Regions from separate parts of the Homo sapiens genome. Here region 2 is linked to region 1. The links are chromatin contacts, found by Hi-C or POLR2A ChIA-PET in ENCODE. All regions are on one chromosome and are shown on one strand. Each heading gives the region's core, a stretch centred on a gene start or an enhancer-like site at or near the end of the contact. The rest is flanking DNA. Distances are from core to core; before and after follow the strand shown.

What was found. Hi-C counts contacts between places; a loop is a spot of excess contacts on that map. ChIA-PET counts read pairs that join two places held with the same protein, here RNA polymerase II (POLR2A). Pooled maps may share reads with other maps.
Region 2: a pooled map shows a loop between it and region 1 (9-fold over the local background). The contact joins the promoter of ZFPL1 here to the promoter of NXF1 in region 1. A Hi-C loop is called at or near these places in 1 of 168 maps with a recorded cell type or tissue (naive thymus-derived CD4-positive, alpha-beta T cell) and 1 of 50 pooled maps. POLR2A ChIA-PET finds 5 or more read pairs at or near these places in 1 of 52 experiments (activated T-cell).

Annotation. Positions count from the first base shown.
Region 1 is chr11:62,802,290-62,808,029 of GRCh38, reverse strand. It overlaps NXF1 (nuclear RNA export factor 1), which reads left to right and starts at 2,590. Exons shown (of 21, transcript NM_006362.5): 1 at 2,590-2,701; 2 at 4,052-4,238; 3 at 4,458-4,611. The coding sequence starts at 2,674. STX5 (syntaxin 5) reads left to right here. Exons shown (of 11, transcript NM_003164.5): 11 at 402-1,170. The coding sequence ends at 561. RefSeq lists enhancers at 2,072-2,121, 2,142-2,331, 2,298-2,797.
Region 2 is chr11:65,080,351-65,086,115 of GRCh38, reverse strand. It overlaps ZFPL1 (zinc finger protein like 1), which reads right to left and starts at 1,894. Exons shown (of 8, transcript NM_006782.4): 1 at 1,738-1,894; 2 at 1,316-1,425; 3 at 890-1,001. The coding sequence starts at 1,417. It overlaps CDCA5 (cell division cycle associated 5), which reads left to right and starts at 2,076. Exons shown (of 6, transcript NM_080668.4): 1 at 2,076-2,183; 2 at 2,393-2,487; 3 at 2,566-2,631; 4 at 2,717-2,752. The coding sequence starts at 2,138. RefSeq lists enhancers at 591-1,175, 1,765-2,034, 2,115-2,344.

The DNA of each region.
Region 1 (5,740 bases), core at 1,341-3,840:
AATATAATACATACTCACCAGATAAAAATGTAAATACTGATGAGGAAAAATTGTAACTAACATTTTCGGGGCTCTTGTGGGTTAGGGACTTTATACTAACTCATTGAAGACAGACAGTAGCCTGAGAGAAGGTAGGGTTTGGGTTATCCTCATTTTGCCGGTGAGGAAAATGAAGCTTGAAGTTAGACTAACTTAGAGTCTTAAGCTAATAAATGGCAGAGTTGGTTTTCAAACCAGAAATAACTTGTTTATAGTACCCTTCCAAAGCCTTTTCTATACACAAATATATATAAGAATGGGATCATATTGTGACCATCTTTCCATGTCAATAAATGGACTTCAACAGCATTCTTTTTAATCCAGTGTCCTTTTGTTTCCTCTTCTCCCGGCCTTGTCCCCAGGATCGACGAGAACGTGCTAGGAGCCCAGCTGGACGTTGAGGCCGCCCATTCAGAGATCCTCAAGTACTTCCAGTCTGTCACCTCCAACCGGTGGCTCATGGTCAAAATCTTCCTCATCCTCATTGTCTTCTTCATCATCTTTGTGGTCTTCCTTGCTTGAACCCTCTCTACTCTGAGGCACTCTGTTGGGGTTTGGGACCCTCCTGGGAAGGCAAGTGGCCAGTGCTGCCACTGAGCCTGTGCAGGGTACTTGGGAGAAAGGCCCTGTTTCCCTGGAACTGCTAAGAATGACCACTGCCCCTGATCCCCCACCCCTTGCCTCTGGCCACCCTGTCCTCCCCCCACCACCCTCAGGCCTATGAAACACACAGGGTTCTAGATTTGAACTCTGCTGTGAAGTGACTGGAAGGGAGCAGAGGCCAGCTGGGGGCCAGTGGGGGAGGTTGTTTCCACTAGGAGATTTTTATAAACCCTCTCCAGCCTCTCCCAAAGGAAGCGTTGGCAGCAAAGGGAGATGATGCCCTTACCCACCTTCCTGTGAGTGAAGAGAGGAAGCAGCCCCAGGGACCAATTTTCCCAATTGACCTCTTTCTTCCTCTTTCACCATGTGAGGCAGGGAGCCCTGAGCCCTTCAGCTGCCTGCACAACCCCTGACATTGGCTGCTGGTGACTCAATCTGCCAAATGTGCTGCAGCTCGTTTTCTCCCAATTACAGCAAGACTGTCAGCCTCACTAGCCATGTCATCATTTCTGGGTGGGAGCGTCGAAGGGCCTAGGCAGCGAGTGGAGAGAGCCCACTGCCCAGTACCAGAACTGAAAGGGTTGGGCTAATGGCTCTGCCAGGTATCACTGCTGACACAGGCTATTTTGGGCTCTGACACACAGCTGCCTCTAGGCAGGGGAGAACCAAGTGTTGCAACACTTCATTAGCGTGGAAACTTCCTTTCACACAGGGGAGCAGGATCCCAGAGGGGGTCCCTGATTGGGGGCAACTTCCAGGACTATCTCAAGCAGTGTTTGGACCTGTTTCATCTGTATCCTCCAACTATTTGGCCGTAATTCTTCCTTGAGCTAAGCGAGGCAGAAGCTCTGCCTGCTTCCAGGAGTGGAAGGTGAAGAATTTGTTCCCAACTCCAGTTGAGGCTTTTGATTCCCTCCAAGCACTTCACCAAATCAAAGCCAGTCACAGAGAATGGAGACACCTGCCCAGAATACCCACCGTCCAGGGAGATTAGTGTGCTTTGTTCTTCCTGACCGAGACTCACAACCACATTCTGAGGTCACTCGAGTGCCCCTGTCTCATACATTCCAAAGGAAGTTGAAGCTATAGAGACAACAGTCAGGGGCTGGTGGTGGTGCTTTTGGGGGTCTAGGAGAGCCCAAGGCCCTGATATTTTAAAATGTCCTCCTCGGCATCTCCAGCAAGTTGCCACTGCTGGTGAGCTTCACTGTCTGCCCCGTTGACACGATGGGTTTCTAGTAGGGGACGCCATTGATGGAAGGTCTGTGAAGACAATGCTCGCCAAACCCCTGACAGATGTCGTATCATTTGACTCAGCAACTCAGGGCGGGGCGGGGTGGGGGAAATTCATAACACAAATTCATTTATTTCACAAATATATGTTGAGTTTTTACCATGTGCCAGGCATAGTACCTGCCGAGTCAAGCCCTCGAGGAAAAAAAGCCCTTAATTAGTCAACGTTCGAGCTCACATTCTAATTCTCAACTTCGTGATTTGTTAATCCATCTTATAGGCGAAGAAAGCGAGGTATAGACAAGGAGCCGAGCTGAAACACTGGCTAGATTCCGGTAGGGGTCTGAGCCATCACTCCCACCTGGAGGCGCGGTCTCCATTCCTCTGAAGCCCTTTGTGCGGCCCCCTTCCTCACTGAGTTCTGGGCTGCGGCGGCAGCACTGTGCTCTAGCACTAACTCTGAAGCTGCCAGGGCAGCGTCAGCGGACAGATGAAAAGGTGCGGGGACATGCTGGCTGCCAGCCGGGGTTCCGCAAGTTCAGGTCTTGGGCGGGGCGTGGAGGGCCAGGCCCCGCCCCTCGAACGACGGCCTTAAGTGTGCGCACGCGCAGGGGGCCGCGCTTTCTCCGGGCGGCGGCACCGCCCACAGCCTGGGACGTCAGCGGCGCGCGACGTGCTTTGCTGTATAAATGCGGTGGCGCCCGGCGTAGGGACACTTCGGTCCTGAGCGCTTGGGAGTTAGGTTGTTTGCCGGCGTAGCGGCCAGCGCCTGAGCCCGCCCTTGATCTTCGCTGTGGCATGGCGGACGAGGGGAAGTCGTACAGCGGTAAGTGCTGGTCTTCGGGTCGGGAACTGGCTATCTGGGGCGCGGGTGGGCGGCGCCGGCCTAGGCCTCAGCCCCCGGGGCGTGAGGCCGCTAGGGGCCCGGCGTCCGCGGGGAGCGGCGCGCGGGGGGCCGGGCACTCGAGGTGGACACCCGAGTTGTTGACTCCTGGATTCCTGCTGGCATCCTGGTGTTGGGGGACCTGCGGCTCGGAGCGGATGGCTCGGGGGTAGGGTGACGGGATTCCTTTGAACTTTGTGGGTGGTTGATGCCTGTCAGTTAGGTTTGGCGGCCTGACTCTTCCTTTAATGTGAGTGAGTGCCCTGCTCGTGGGCTGCCCTGATGCCCTATTTTTTACTGCGTCCAGTCGGTCTTGAACTCTCGGGCCTGGGCTTTGGCTTAATATTCGAGACTTACACATCAACTGGATATTCTAGTCTGAACACTACACTGGGTGTTAGTTCTTTGTAGTAAGTTAGGAGTGCGTGGTGGAGGTTGAAACCGTGAATTTAAAACTCTCGTTTTCCACCCCCTTAATGTGGAATAACAACAGCATTTCTTAAGAGTGTGTGTGGGGAGGGGAAATGAGATCATTCCTATCAAGTGCCTGAAGCATAGTGGCCGGCACTGGAGAAAGTTCTCAGTGAATGTTAGCTGCGCCTTCTATGTTCTTTTTTCCTAGGGTCATTTGTTGAGATTCATTGTTTACAGAGTGCTGGGTATTAGGCAGACCTCTTTTGGGAGTTAGGGACCTTTTTTAAGACGCCAGTCCTACACAGCATGAATCAGAAGGTCATCTTCCTGGAGAGCATTCCAGGGTCCCTGGTTAAGCACCCTAGCCTGGCACTGCCACTAGAGCCTGAGTCTAGAATTTGTCTCCTGAGTTAAAGGACATTTCTGGCCATGGAAACGAAGAGCTCCTCACAAAACTTCAAAGTGGCAGTTTGAGAACAAGGAGAATTTTTAGAGGATCCTTAAACTGGTCATATTTGTAACTGGCGTCTGCACTGTATAGACAAAGTACTGAGTGGCAGATTTCAGGTGGCTTTCAGAGGTCTGATTTGTGTTCAGTTACACTTTTGGGTCTCACATTTCTACATCCTGCTTCTCTCTAATTCCAGTTTCTACTTCATTTTTCAAAAGCCCTACACAGTTTTCCAGTAACTTTTCCCTGATGCTGCCCTCCCACAGAGAGGGTTCTTTCCTGTGGATAGGGAGCGGAGTTTGCATGGAGATGGCCTCTGTCGTTAGTATGTATCTCTTCCAATAGTTCAGAGTACTAGAAGCTATGATTGCCACACCAAACCGGACCAGTTACTTACTTCTAATTTGTGTTCCTGTTTCTAACTCTAGAACACGATGATGAACGCGTTAATTTCCCTCAAAGAAAGAAGAAAGGCCGGGGTCCCTTCCGGTGGAAATATGGTGAAGGAAACCGTAGGTCTGGAAGAGGCGGTTCTGGTATTCGGTCTTCCCGCCTTGAGGAAGATGATGGAGATGTGGCAATGAGTGATGCCCAGGATGGTCCCCGAGTACGATAGTGAGTGACCAGTTGGTCTGGTTTGAATTTAGTGGCTCATGAGATTATATGGCCCTTTTACTGTCCATGTCATTTCCTTTCCCACCTGTTAGAGTGAGAAATGCCAGGACTAGCTTAGTGATTAAACAGTCTTAGTTGTAGTCCCACTAACAGTGCAGGAAGGCCTTTGAGAAGACTTTCCTAGCATTTGTGGTCATTTTATTCTCTGCTTACCCACAGCAACCCCTATACCACCCGACCTAACCGTCGGGGTGATACTTGGCATGATCGAGATCGCATTCATGTTACTGTGCGGAGAGACAGAGCTCCTCCAGAGAGAGGAGGGGCTGGCACCAGCCAGGATGGGACCTCAAAGAACTGGTTCAAGATTACAGTGAGTACTTTGAGAAAGTAGATGGTACAGTAGAGATAGGAGGCCACGCTGAGAGTGGAGATGTTTAATTTTATTCCACAAAAATTATTATTATTATTTTTTTTAAATGGAGTCTTGCTCTGTCACCCAGGCTGGAGTACAGTGGCGTGATCTCGGCTCACTGCAGCCTCCGCCTCCCGGGTTCAAGCTATTCTGCCTCAGTCTCCCGAGTAGCTGGGACTACAGACACCCACCACCACGCCCGGCTAATTTTTGTATTTTTAGTAGAGACGGGGTTTCACTGTATTGGCCAGGCTGGTCTCGAACTCCTGACGTCATGATCTGCCCGCCTTGGCCCCCCAAAGTGCTGGGATTATAGGCATGAGCCACCGCACCCAGCCCAAAAATTCTCCTTGTCATCTGATTACTCCACACTCAAGTATCTATCTTTTCTCCTAGGAATCAGTATCTTCCAACACCTTAGAGCAGGTTCAGAGAAGGGGTGGAAGAGAAATATGAAAATTTTGGTTGGGGGAGGGAGTAATTCCTCTGGATGTCTTCATTTGGCTCAGGCTGAGTGTGGGGCTTGGAGTCCCTGGAGTGCCCTGGAGTTCTCTGAGGGGCAGGCAAGGTGTAAATAATATCTTGGAACTTTTAGAATAAATAAAATTGATTTTTTTTTGAGAGATTATAAGTGTAAATGGGCTGGGTACAGTGGCTCATGCCTGTAATCCCAGCACTTTGAGAGGCCGAGGTGGAGGATCACTTGAGGCTGGGAGTTCAAGACCAGTCTGGGAAATACAGCAAGACCCCTTCTCTACAGAAAATTTTAAAATTAGCCGGGCATGGTAGTACATGCCTGTAGTCCTAGCTACTCCAGAAAGCTGAGACAGGAGGATCGCTTGAGCCTAGGAAATGAAGGCTGCAGTGAGCTATGATCGCACCACTGCACTCCAGCCTGAGTGACAGAGTGAGGCCCTGTTACTAAGAAAAAATAGTAAGTGTAAGTAGACAGAAAGGAGTTAAAGAATCTATGTGTATCTCAAGTAGAAAACCTAGTACTGGTCCTTTCTTTAGATAGTCTTTAAAAGTTTGGTAGAAGGTATAAAAGGCATTGTATTGGGTCTGCTATTCAGCCTTACTTATCATT
Region 2 (5,765 bases), core at 645-3,144, 2.3 Mb before region 1:
GGGCTAATGGCTAATAATGAACAGTTTCAGAAAAGGTTCCTCGATACACACACAGGCACACATATACATGTACACATCCCTGGGCACAAATGTACATGTCCTTATAAGCACATAATCAAACACAAGTGGCATTCCCTATATCTACACTATGGGTACAGGAGCCCTCACACATACACATCTATACACTCACAGGTTTGCTAACAGGCACCCTCAACCATGCATTCTCTTGCACTCCCACAACACACCTGTGTTCATATGTTCACATACATACATTTACCCATTCATTCACCCCAAGTACAGATCAACACACTAACACTCATTTAAACACACAATGTACATTAAGTGCCTGCAAGTACACACATGCACTCACAAGGAGAAACACATATGGAGCTGACTCTTGCATGAGCTCCTTCAAAAACTGGAGCTAAGGCTCTTACCCCAGATTCAGGTCAAAGTCATGACACATATGTCTGCTGACTTCTTTTAGCTAACTTTAATGTGGGAAACTCACTTCCTCTCTGTTTAGCCTTGGAATCAGTGGTGGATCCTGAATATCTGAAAGCAACATGCCGGTCTGGCTAGCTAATAGTCACGGCCACCAGCATACCCGTAAGCTTGACTGGTTCTCGCTGAAACCTCCAGATTGGCAGGGCTTAATTTTTAGGAAAGAGGAACTAGGAGCTTTAATTTTTAGGAAAGACAGTGAGGCCTAGAAAGGAAGAATAACTTGCCTGAACTTACACAGCAGGTAAGGAACTTTAACAGGACTAGAATCTGGGCTCTGAGACTCGGGGGACTCACTGTCCTGCTGCTTGAGGAGGGCCTGGAAACCAGTCACCAAGCTGGCCCCTGAGGCTGGCCTGATCCCCCCGAGGTGCCAAGGCCTCACCATAGCAGACAAGGCGGGTCGTCTCTCGGCTGGCCAGGGGTATGTTGCACAGGCGGCAATTGGGGTTGTAGTCGCTATCTTGGAGCCATTGCAGGTAGGACTGGACGATGCACTGGAGTGGGAGAGAGATGTCACAACTGGTGCTGGGGCTGCTCGGCCTATCACCCCAAGGTCCGACTGTCTCTTTTTCTCTAGCCACAGAGGAGACTCATCCTTTCGTTTGTTTAATCAATAAATATTTATTGAGCACATACTGTGCACCAGACTCTCTCTTGGGAACGGGGGATATATCAGTGAACAAAATAAATCAAGTCCTTGCCCTTGTGGGGCTTACATTCTAGCGCGGGGCCCCTCATGGATTTGGAGGAAGCCAATACCGCCTTGCCCACCCAGTGCCCTGCTCAGTCGCTCCCCTGAAGGCCCCACCTTGGCGTGATTGGCTACCAGGCAGTGCTCGCAGACGTTGACCCGATGTTCGAAGCAGAACAGGTTGGTCACCTTTCTCTTGGGGCACTTACAAAGCCCCATGATCGATCCTGGGAAAGGGGCATGAGTTGGTAGGAAGTCAGGTTCTGGTGGCCACCACTACGCTCTCACCAGCCCAGTTTCCACTCTTAACTCCCCCAGACACCTCTCATATTCGCCCCGATCTCAGATTCCTGCCCACTGTCCCTCCTTATGCGGAGAAACACCCCCTGCATAAATCCCGCCTCCGGCGACCCCTCAATCCTTCTGGATCCCGCCCCCGGCCAGGCCCCTCCATCAGAGGCTCCCCGATACTACCGGCCCCGCCCCCAAGACCTCTCCTGAGCCCCACCCCCTCCAAGTCCCGCCCCTTCTCTACAGACCCCAGTCTCTGTGTTTACTGATCGGCCGCTGCACTGGTTCCGAAGGGCGGTAGCGATGGCTCGAGGCGCGGAAGGGCAGGGACCACTCTCCCCAGGGCTCCTGCGCCTCTCCCTTCAGCCCCGGCCGCCCCGATTATCCCTCCGCTGCCACGTCTCTTCCGGGTGCGGCGCGCGCTGATGACGCCATCGCGCCCCTGGGCCACGCCTCCGCTGCCGCTAGAGGTGAAGACGGGTGGAAAAGACTCGGGGTTCCGAGGGCCGCAGACCGCTAGCCCTACGTCACTTCCGCTTCCTTTCCCGCAGGGCGGGTAATTCGAACGTTTTTTGCAGCGAGTGGCCTTCCCGGTTGGCGCGCGCCCGGGGCGGCGGCGCTGGAGGAGCTCGAGACGGAGCCTAAGTTATGTCTGGGAGGCGAACGCGGTCCGGAGGAGCCGCTCAGCGCTCCGGTGAGCGGAGGGCGCGCGGGAGACGTGAGGTCGAGCCGTTTGGGGGACGCAGTCCGGTGAAAGATGGCCTCTTCCCTCCCGCTGCCGCCGCCGGAGGAGGCGCCCTTAAAAGGGCTTGTTTGGGAATCTTCTCGCTGTCTCTAGAACCTGTTCTCTGGACTCTAAGGTCTAGAGTCCTCCTCTACCACTTAACTTTTTTCTCTTTCCAGGGCCAAGGGCCCCATCTCCTACTAAGCCTCTGCGGAGGTCCCAGCGGAAATCAGGCTCTGAACTCCCGAGCATCCTCCCTGAAATCTGGCCGAAGGTGAGCCCCAGATTTCTCACTTCCTCCCCTTGTGGCCCCTCACCTAATGTTGAGCTCACGTTCATCCCTCTTCTCCAGACACCCAGTGCGGCTGCAGTCAGAAAGCCCATCGTCTTAAAGAGGATCGTGGCCCATGCTGTAGAGGTAAAGGCTAAGGAGAGTGTTGTGGGTGGTTAGGCGGGCAAAACTGGGGACCAGCTATGTGATCAATTGGTATTGTCCCCCGCAGGTCCCAGCTGTCCAATCACCTCGCAGGAGCCCTAGGGTGAGTTCACTTTCATCTACTTAATTAAGTAGAATCTGGGTCACTCTAGAGCTGGACAGCACACATTGGCTCCTCACATCTGCCCAGGGAGCTGTTTTGCAGTACTGCAAAAACAGTTTGCCTGTGGGCACCTGCATGCATTGCCAGTCTTGATTACTCCCTGAAGACTTAATACACTTAACTTTTTATGCCTTGTGTATTTCTACCATTTTCCTGGAACTTCCTTTAAAAGCTGAGCTATGTCTTAACTCCACGTACTGCCTTTCTAATCCATTATGCCTTCAGCTTTCATGTATGGGTGTTCTGAGATAAGTCATGTGTATGACATTTTTACAGTTTTAGCAGAAGTTATTATCAAAGGATGTTTCATTAATAGACAATCTGAAGACATACTGACTGAGAAATGTGAACTCCTTTGAAGAGCTGATAGGGCTTAGAGTCAACTGGGGAGAAAGACCAATGACAAGTGATAGCAACGTTGTGTACTGGGACTGCAATAAGGAATACTAGATGCTATGATGGTAGCTAACCCAGACCATGTGGCTCAGGGAATGTTTCGTGGAAGAAGAAACATTTGAACTGAGTCTTTAAAGACAAGTAGAGGCCGGGTGCAGTGGCTCACGCTTGTGATCCTAGCATTTTGGGAGGCTGAGGCGGGCAGATCACTTGTGGTCAAGAGTTTAAGACCAGCCTGGCCAACGTGGTGAAACCCTGTGTCTACTAAAAATACAAAATTAGCCAGGCATGGTGGCACGTGCCTATAGTCCCAGCTACTCAGGAGGCTGAGGCAGGAGAATCGCTTAAACCCAGGAGGCGGAGGTTGCAGTGGGCCGAGATCACGCCCCTGCACTCCAGCCTGGGTGACAAAGCGAGACTCCATCTCAAAAAAAAAAAAAAAAAAAAAGACAAGTAGGTTTGTTCCAGGTCAAAGAAGCCATGTTTGCAGAGATTGGGAATTTAAAGAAAAATCAAGGTTCGGGGAATAGCAATTTGTTTAGTGTCTGCAGCAGACCTCAGCAGGGGAGGAAGCACCCTAAGGCAGAGCAGATCCTGATGAGGCACAAAAGCCACACTCATGGCTTGGGCATCATTCTTGGGTCTGTGGGCAGCCTTTGGAGAGTTCTGGGTAAGGTAGTGACCGAGTCAAGTTTGAGTGTTTTAAGAAAGACCCCTCTGGGGGCTGTGGGGAGAATGGTTTTGAGAAGGGCTACCCTGGGGCTCCAAGACCAGTGGAATGACGTGAAGTCCAGGAATTCTGAAGCATGAAGCCAAGGGCGTGAGCTAAAGCCAGGATGATATACAGTACTGGGTTCAGAGGGAATTGCCCCCCAGTGGCCTTCCCTGACCACCCTTACCCTATTGCTGTCACATTTCTCTATGTAATTCTCTTAGGCCTTACCAGTTCTAAAGATAGGGTCTTGTTCTGCCACCCAGGCTGGAGTGCAGTGGCGAGATTTCGGCTCACTGCAGATCTTCCCTCCTCAGCCTCTCAAGTAGCTGGGACTATAGTCACATGCCACCATGCCTGGCTAATTTTTTGATGTTTTCTCTAATTTTTTTTATAGAGATGAGGGTTCACTATGTTGCCCAGGCCGGTCTTGAACTCCTGGGCTCAAGTGATCCTCCCACCTTGGCCTCCTAAAGTGTTGGGATTACAGGCATGAGCCACTGTGCCTGGTCCTTATCAGTTCTTATAGTGTATTTTCTTGCATGTTTGATGTCTTTCTCTCCCCCCTCTAAGAACACAGGCACCTTGAGGGTAGGGACTTCTGCCTTTCCTAGTAGCCACTCATTCTTGTTGATTGACTGAGATTCATGGTACATCGAGCAGGATAAAGTTGCCAGGACCTGGGTGACTGCTTGGCTATAGAGAATGAGGAAGTCGTAGTCAGCAGTGACCACCAATTTGTTCAGCTTCCCTGTGTTTTTTTTTTTTGAGATGGAGTCTCGCACTGTCACCCAGGCTGGAGTGCAGTGGCGCAATCTCGGCTCACTGCAACCTCCGCCTCCCAGGTTCAACCGATTCTCCTGCCTCAGCCTCCCAAGTAGCTGGGCTTACAGGCACCTGCTACCACACCTGGCTAATTTTTTTTGTATTTTCAGTAGAGATGGGGTTTCACTATGTTGGCCAGGCTGGTCTCAAACTCCTGACCTCAGGTGATCCACCCACCTCAGCCTCCCAAAGTGCTGGGATTATAGGTGTGAACCACCATATCTGGCCACCCATTATCTCTTGAACTTCATCTTCAGTTTCTTCCTCTTGCCTTCACTTCAGCCACACTGGCCTCCTTGTTGTTTGACCCTGACTAGTACACTGTGGCCTCAGGGTTGTTGCACCTTCTGTTCCCACTGCCTAGAACTTGGCCATGAGTCACTCCCACACCTCCTTCAAGTTGTAGCTTGAATGTCACCTCAGTGAGGGATGTATTGACCTTTATCTTTTTGCAATTCTAACCTGCCCCAAGCACTCTCTCCTGTTCTGTTTTCCTGTAGTGCTTGATACTGCTAACATAATACTGAATTTTCTTACCTGTTTTTCTCTTAGAATGGGGCAGGGGTTTTCTCTGTTTTATTCCCTGCTGTGTTCCCAGTGCCTGGCACAGGACAGGTGACTGATAAATACTTATGGACTGAGTGGACATTTAGGACAATCCTCATCAGCTGTGTGGCAGATGGACCACAGCAGGCAAGGGTGGAAACAGGGAGAGAAATCAGAAGGTCGCTGGGACCAGCCTGGGCAACAAAGGGAGACCTCCCCTACTCTACAAAGAAACTAAAAAAAAATCAGCCAGACAGAGTGTCACATGCCTGTAGTCCCGGCTACTCAGAGGCTGAGGTAGGAGGATTGCGTGAGCCCTGGAGGCTGAGGCTTCAGTGAGCCATGATCGTGCCACTGCACTCCAGCCTGGGCAACAGAGTTGAGACCGTTTATCTGGAAACAAAACAAAAAACGTTGCTGAGCTGGTCTAGAAGACACCTAATGAGGGCTTGAGTTGGTCAGAGGAGAGGCTGG